2 separate regions of the Homo sapiens genome follow, and region 2 is linked to region 1. A link is an interaction called in ENCODE POLR2A ChIA-PET data of the cell type or tissue named here. Cell type or tissue: PC-3. All regions are shown on one strand.

Evidence for each region. ChIA-PET counts read pairs that join two places held together with the same protein. Peaks named below come from ENCODE experiments on the same cell type or tissue, not always from the same donor. Only the 100,000 strongest peaks of a DNase experiment are listed, where the experiment ranks them.
Region 2: POLR2A ChIA-PET joins it to region 1 with 5 read pairs; 2 of 35 experiments call an interaction of 5 or more read pairs at or near these places.

Annotation. Positions count from the first base shown.
Region 1 is chr7:95,775,091-95,779,090 of GRCh38, forward strand. The region is part of intron 1 of DYNC1I1 (dynein cytoplasmic 1 intermediate chain 1); the gene reads left to right. Among named protein-coding and RNA genes, the nearest start is that of DYNC1I1, 4.5 kb to the left of the region's middle. RefSeq lists an enhancer at 1,510-2,709. In PC-3, no CTCF peak of the experiment used is centred here; a DNase peak (open chromatin) is centred at 1,721; H3K27ac peaks cover 917 bases.
Region 2 is chr7:95,835,327-95,839,326 of GRCh38, forward strand. All of the region lies in intron 5 of DYNC1I1 (dynein cytoplasmic 1 intermediate chain 1), which reads left to right. Among named protein-coding and RNA genes, the nearest start is that of DYNC1I1, 65 kb to the left of the region's middle. RefSeq lists an enhancer at 1,740-2,356. In PC-3, no CTCF peak of the experiment used is centred here; no DNase peak of the experiment used is centred here.

The DNA.
Region 1 (4,000 bases):
ACAAAAATCTTATGAGGCAGATATTGTTTGTAATCCTGTTTTACAGATGAGGAAACTAAGACACAAAGGTGTCAAGTAACTTTTGCTCAGCTACTAAGTTGAGCAAGGCAGCATTTGAATCAAGGCCTGACTCCAGGCCAGGAGTTTTAACCTCTCTCTTCCGTACTATGAAACAATTACACTGGTTAATTTTCATATATTGAATACCAAGCTCTTCTCTTATCTCATTTTAATTCTTATATTAATCCTATGAAGTAGACATTATTATCCATATTTTCCAAATAATTAAATGAGTTAAATGACATACTCAACATCATTTAATAAATGGCAGAGGTAGGATTCAAATGAGATCTCTCCAAAGACTCTAAAACTAGGACCCATCCATTTTGGCTATTGTGCTGTGTGAGAGACAAAAAAGCGAGTGTATGTCTGTATCTTTCAGGTTTGCTCTCCAATTTCAGTGTGATCCATTGTTATTTTCTTAAAGCCACAAGTATAGCCGCACTTTTTGCCAGTTGATTGGTAACTGTGAATAATATATGCACACTCAAAGTAGACCCATGGCCCCTTAAAATAAATTATGGCATTGTTTTTGTCTCCTTAATGAAAGTAGCTGTTATACTTTGTGGATCTCAAATGCTGTGTAAATAGTTGCTACCTTAATCAGGGATCTCTTTTACTAGAAATCTTTGTGGCTTCTGCATCCCCTAGAGCATGTGAGAACATATATTCTCCTGGGAACTGTGCTGGAACTAGGAACTTCTAGAGTTGACTTTTTTGTTTTGAGAGTTAACTCAAATTAATTCAACTCTCATTTTTCTTCTTTGCAATGTATAAACCCTTGACGAGGTCCATGTAAAAGTTATTCCTCTTGACTGGGCACAGTAGCTTACACCTGTAATCTCAGCACTTTGGGAAGCCAAGGCAGACCAATCACTTGAGGCCAGGAGTTAGAGACCAGGCTGGAGGCTCGTGCCTGTAATCCCAGGCTACTCGGGAGGCTGAGACAGGACAATCACTTGAGCCCAGGAGGCAGAGGTTGCAGTGAGACGAGATTGCACCACTGCAGTCCAGCCTGGGCGACAGAGCAAGGCCCTGTCTTAAAAAAGAAAAAAATTATTCCTCTTGACAGAGACTTTTCATCAATATCCTGGACTTGTGTTCCTTGATTCCTCTCTGAGTGAGGCCTGGCCCCAGAATCTCAGAGTGAAGTTTCCATCGTAACATAGATACCTCTGCCTAGGTGCTAATCCTCATGAGCTCACATATTCATAAAACATCCTTGATTCTTTGTTGGAGGAACCTTCTTAAACAAAAACCCATAGATACTGTAAAAGGGAGGCATACGAATGGTTTTCAGATGGTCATTGAACCCACTAAAATTGAGGCAAATTTTCATGCATTTGTGCATAAATGTAGTTTTCTAGGGAAAAAATGGGGATATTGCTAACTAAAAATACAGGAAGAATCACTGGTTTACATATGCTGTTTAAAAAAGGGGAGAGGAGCAGAGGTCACTCTGCTGAAATGTATCGAAGACAAAGCCAAGCTATCCTACCAGTGGCAGCCAAAAATAAAATGTTCTTGGCTATCAGGACATTTTTGTGGCATTTCACCAGGAGTCCAGGTGGCAGGTATAGCAAACATCAACTGACACTGAGTCAGGCCTGCAACTGAGTCAGGCCTCCAGGCGTGGCAGGCAGTCCTAGCTTGGCTTGTCATTCATTGAGAATCTCCCCTGTGCATAATCAGTGCTTTATAGATGTGTTAGTTCATTGAATCATCCCAACATCCCTGTAAGGTGGACATTTTTCTCTTTCTTTGACAAACAAGGAGATGCTTGGAGGGATTAAGTCACTTGGTCAAGGCCATATGGAGCCAGATAGTGGAAGGGCTGGATTTGAAATGCAGGTGGGCCTGATTCCAAAGTCTGTTTCTTCTCTTCCTACCATAGCTCATAGTTTCTCTGCCTGTGTGGGACACCAAAAAAAGTATTGTTTAGTGTAGCTTTTTATTGTGGCAGGACTAAGAGTCCCTCAAGAAATATGTTCACACACTGATAGGAAAAGCCTAAAATATTATCAAAGGAACAACAACAAGTTGTATGTCTCCCAGAGTGGCAGAAGAAAAGCAAGCCCTGCTTTAACTTAAGGTGAGTTGAAACTCCACACTTTTGCTTCCCCCATCGCCAGGTGTCTTGCCGAGTACCAAATGCACAGCAGCCCCCACCTAACACAGCCTGAAAACTATCTTGCAGGGGTAACTGTAAATCAAAACTTTATTCACTGCAAAGATGAATTTACTTTAAGGCTGTTCTGTCCTCTGAGGCTTCCCTGATACAGCAGCTGTGTCATGATCCGGAACACTGACTTGCTTCTAAATCCTGGGAGGGGCACTACTTACCAGATGACTTACGTGCTCTTTAGTTTTCAGTTCATACTGGTCTTGAAATCCTCTTTAGCAGCTGTTCTTGCTTCCAAATTATTATTTAAGCGCTAACAGTTTTCCGCTTACCTATATTCTTGCTATGATCGCATAGAACAACCCACTGTTTCATTTTGGGGGTTCAGAACAGCTAATGCCATCAATGTGGCAAACACACAAAGCAGAAATTTCGGTCAGAGTTGAGGGTATTCATAATAAAAATAATGAATCTCAAGCACTATAGAGGACGATTGTACTTGATCAACAGACCTGCCTGGTAACCGTTCCAGTGTGCTTCATTATGCTTTAACTCAGTGCTCTTCCAACATTTTTTTTTCTCTTTTATAATCCCTCAAGAATTTTTTAAAAATTCTGCAGCTCCATCACCTCCACACATTTAAGGTTACATCTAATGCTTTTCATCATAAATTTATAGAATCACAATTAATGTGATTTTCAGAATGTTGTAAACTTTGACAGTTAAAAATAAAACCGTGACATCATTCTTTGAATCCAATTAAAATCTAAATACCAACTTCAATTTAAAATGTATGTGAAGAAGCTCTTTTCACAAAGGGATGTTTTTATATCTTGCAGTTAAGCACCACAGTAAAATTTGGGATTTCTTGGGGTTTTGTTTGTTTGTTTAGTTTATATTTGTCTTTAACCTTATATGGCAGAAGGCATTTTGTGAAAATGGAGATGGAAAAAGGGGCCCCGAATAATTCTACAACCACAGGCACATTCTCCGGTAGATAGTTTTAGGAAAACATACAGGCAAAAGCTGCGGATCTGGAAATTAATGCCATTAACTTTTCCCTTGCCTGCAGGCTCTTTAGAAAGCCACTGTGGAGGCCAGGGGTATGCAAATGCCAGTTTGAAGATTGCACATTTATCTAGCACAGGTGCTGTGTGTTATGGGTCAGTGTGGCACAGCTACTGGCAGTCAGGCCCATTGCCTTTTGTGTATGGGACTCAAATTAGAGGTGAGTAGGGCCAGAAGGAGCTGCACAGAGGCTGGTCCCATTTTCTGCTCTCAAGTAGTGGTGACTGGGAATAGCTGTCTTTTATCTTTCTTCTATTTAATGATTTTCAGTACAAGATGGGCTAATTCCAGTGCTTTCTTTTCTTTTTAGTTTTATTTATTTATTTATTTATTTATTTACAAACAGGGTCTTACTCTGTTGCTTAGGCTGGAGAGCAGTGGCATGATCATAACTCACTGCAACTCCAACTCCTGGGCTCAAGCAGTTCTCCCAACTCATCCTTCCAAGTAACTGGGACTACAGGCATGTCCCACCACACCAGCTGGTTAAAAAATTTTTTTTTTCATAGGGATGGAGTCTTGCTGTGTTGCCCAGGCTGGTCTTGAACTTGTGGCTTCCAGCAGTCCTTCTGCCTCAGCCTCCTAAGTGTTGGGATTACAGGTGTGAGCCATTGCACCTGACCCCAGCAAGTTTTTAGATCAGTTGTTCTTAGCCAGGAGCAATTGTCTTCTCCAGGGGACATTTGACAATGTCTGGAGACATTTTTTATTATCTCAATTGGGGAAAAGGGCTGGCATCTAGTGGGTAGA
Region 2 (4,000 bases), 60 kb after region 1:
GTCTGAGAGATAGTTTGTTATAATTTCTGTTCTTTTACATTTGCTGAGGAGAGCTTTACTTCCAAGTATGTGGTCAATTTTGGAATAGGTGTGGTGTGGTGCTGAAAGAAATGTATATGCTGTTGATTTGAGGTGGAGAGTTCTGTAGATGTCTATTAGGTCTGCTTGGTGCAGAGCTGAGTTCAATTCCTGGGTACCCTTGTTGACTTTCTGTCTCATTGATCTGTCTAATGTTGACAGTGGGGTGTTAAAGTCTCCCATTATTAATGTGTGGGAGTCTAAGTCTCTTTGTAGGTCACTCAGGACTTTCTTTATGAATCTGGGTGCTCCTGTATTGGGTGCATATATGTTTAGGATAGTTAGCTCTTCTTGTTGAATTGATCCCTTTACCATTATGTAATGGCCTTCTTTGTCTCTTTTGATCTTTGTTGGTTTAAAGTCTGTTTTATCAGAGACTAGGATTGCAACCCCTGCCTTTTTTTGTTTTCCATTTGCTTGGTAGATCTTCCTCCATCCTTTTATTTTGAGCCTATGTGTGTCTCTGCATGTGAGATGGGCTTCCTGAATACAGCACACTGATGGGTCTTGACTCTTTATCCAATTTGCCAGTCTGTATCTTTTAATTGGAGCATTTAGTCCATTTACATTTAAAGTTAATATTCTTATGTGTGAATTTGATCCTGTCATGATGATGTTAGCTGGTTGTTTTGCTCGTTAGTTGATGCAGTTTCTTCCTAGTCTTGATGGTCTTTACATTTTGGCATGATTTTGCAGTGGCTGGTACCAATTGTTCCTTTCCATGTTTAGCGCTTCCTTCAGGAGCTCTTTTAGGGCAGGCCTGGTGGTGACAAAATCTCTCAGCATTTGCTTGTCTGTAAAGTATTTTATTTCTCCTTCACTTATGAAGCTTAGTTTGGCTGGATATGAAATTCTGGGTTGAAAATTCTTTAAGAATGTTGAATATTGGCCCCCACTCTCTTCTGTCTTGTAGGGTTTCTGCCGAGAGATCCGCTGTTAGTCTGATGGGCTTCCCTTTGAGGGTAACCCGACCTTTCTCTCTGGCTGCCCTTAACATTTTTTCCTTCATTTCAACTTTGGTGAATCTGACAATTATGTGTCTTGGAGTTGCTCTTCTCGAGGAGTATCTTTGTGGCGTTCTTTGTATTTCCTGAATCTGAACGTTGGCCTGCCTTGCTAGATTGGGGAAGTTCTCCTGGATAATATCCTGCACAGTGTTTTCCAACTTGGTTCCATTCTCCCCGTCACCTTCAGGTACACCAGTCAGACGTAGATTTGGTCTTTTCACATAGTCCCATATTTCTTGGAGGCTTTGCTCATTTCTTTTTATTCTTTTTTCTCTAATCTTCCCTTCTTGCTTCATTTCATTCATTTCATCTTCCATTGCTGATACCCTTTCTTCCAGTTGATTGCATTGGCTCCTGAGGCTTCTGCATTCTTCACGTAGTTCTTGAGTCTTGGTTTTCAGCTCCATCAGCTCCTTTCAGCACTTCTCTGTATTGGTTATTCTAGTTATACATTCTTCTAAATTTTTTTCAAAGTTTTCAACTTCTTTGCCTTTGGTTTGAATGTCCTCCCGTAGCTCAGAGTAATTTGATCGTCTGAAGCCTTCTTCTCTCAGCTCGTCAAGGTCGTTCTCCGTCCAGCTTTGTTCCGTTGCTGGTGAGGAACTGCATTCCTTTGGAGGAGGAGAGGCGCTCTGCTTTTTAGAGTTTCCAGTTTTTCTGTTCTGTTTTTTCCCCATCTTTGTGGTTTTATCTACTTTTGGTCTTTGATGATGGTGATGTACAGATGGGTTTTTGGTGTGGATGTCCTTTCTGTTTGTTAGTTTTCCTTCTAACAGACAGGACCCTCAGCTGCAGGTCTGTTGGAGTACCCTGCCATGTGAGGTGTCAGTGTGCCCCTGCTGGGGGGTGCCTCCCAGTTAGGCTGCTCGGGGGTCAGGGGTCAGGGACCCACTTGAGGAGGCAGTCTGCCCGTTCTCAGATCTCCAGCTGCGTACTGGAAGAACCACTGCTCTCTTCAAAGCTGTCAGACAGGGACATTTAAGTCTGCAGAGGTTACTGCTGTCTTTTTGTTTGTCTGTGCCCTGCCCCCAGAGGTGGAGCCTACAGAGGCAGGCAGGCCTCCTTGAGCTGTGGTGGGCTCCACCCAGTTCGAGCTTCCCGGCTGCTTTGTTTACCTAAGCAAGCCTGGGCAATGGCGGGCGCCCCTCCCCCAGCCTCGCTGCCACCTTGCAGTTTGATCTCAGACTGCTGTGCTAGCAATCAGCCAGACTCCGTGGGCGTAGGACCCTCCGACCCAGGTGCGTTATATAATCTCGTGGTGCCCCCTTTTTTAAGCCTGTCGGAAAAGCGCAGTATTCGGGTGGGAGTGACTCGATTTTCCAGGTGCCGTCCGTCACCCCTTTCTTTGACTAGGAAAGGGAACTCCCTGACCCCTTGTGCTTCCCCAGTGAGGCAATGCCTCACCCTGCTTCGGCTCGCGCATGGTGCGCGCACCCACTGACCTGCGTCCACTGTCTGGCACTCCCTAGTGAGATGAACCCGGTACCTCAGATGGAAATGCAGAAATCACCCGTCTTCTGCGTCGCTCACGCTGGGAACTGTAGACCAGAGCTGTTCCTATTCGGCCATCTTGGCTCCTCCTGGTCCTGGTTGTTTTCTTATTGTGCAGAAGCTTTTTAGCTTGCTGTAGTCCCGCTTGTCTACTTTTGCCTTTGTTGCCTGTGCTTTTGGTGTCATATCTAAAAAATCATTGCCAAGGCCAATGTCGAAAATCTCATTTCTTACATTTTCTTTTAGGAGTTGTATAGTTGCAGGTCTTACATTTATATCTTTTATCCATTTTGAGTTTTTTTTGTGTGTACATGTATGTGTGTGATATAAAGATCCAATTTCATTCTTTCAAATATGGATATTTAGTATTCCCAACACCGTGAATTGAAGAGACTATCATTTTTCCATTTTGTATTCTTGTCTGTATTATGGAAAATTAGTTGACTGTAGATGTGTGAGTTAATTTCTGGAATCTCCATTCTGTCCCACTGACCTATATGCCTGTTTTTGTTACAGTTCCATACTGTTTTGATTAATATAGTTTTGTAGTATAATTTGAAATCAAGCAGTGTGATACCTCTTGAGAATACCTTTCTAAAGATTGCTTTGGTTATTCAAGGTCTTTTGGGGTTCCATATGAATTTTAAGATTTTTTTCCTATTTCTATGAAAAATATCATTTAAGTTTTGGTAGAGATTTTATTGAATCTGTAGACTGCTCTAGGCAGTATGGACATTTTAATAATATTGTTTTGTGTAATCCATGAACATACAATGTCTTTTCATTTCTTTGTCTTCAATTTTTTTTCATAAATGCTTCATAGTTCTTTTATGTAGAGATTTTTCACCTTGGTTAAATCTAAGTTTTTTTCTTTCTGATGCTATTATTAGTGGAAATGCTTTCTTGATTTCTTTTTCAGATAGTTCATTGTTGGTGTAGAGAAACACTTAATTTTTGCATTAATTTTTGTGGAGTCTATAAAGTTTCCTACGTACAAGGTCATGTCATCTACAAAAAGAGACATTTTACTTCTGTCTTATTTGGATGACATGTATTTCTTTTTCTGTCTAATTTATCTGGCTAAGACTTCCAGTATTAGGTTGAATAGTAGCTTTGGTTTCCTTTCTCTTTTTCTTTTTATTTTTTGAGACAGAGTCTTGCTCTATCACCCAGGCTGGAGTGCAGTGGTGCGATCTTGGCTCACTGCAACCTCCGCCTCCCAGGTTCAAGCAATTCTCCTGCCTCAGCCTCCCAAGTAGCTGGGACTATAGGCATGCGCCACCATGCCTGGCTAATTTTTGTATTTTTAGTAGAGATGCAGTTTCACCATGTTGGCCGGGCTAGTCTCAAACTCCTGACCTCGGGTGATCCACCCACCTCAGCCTCCTAAAGTGCTGGGATTACAGATGTGAGCCACTGCACCC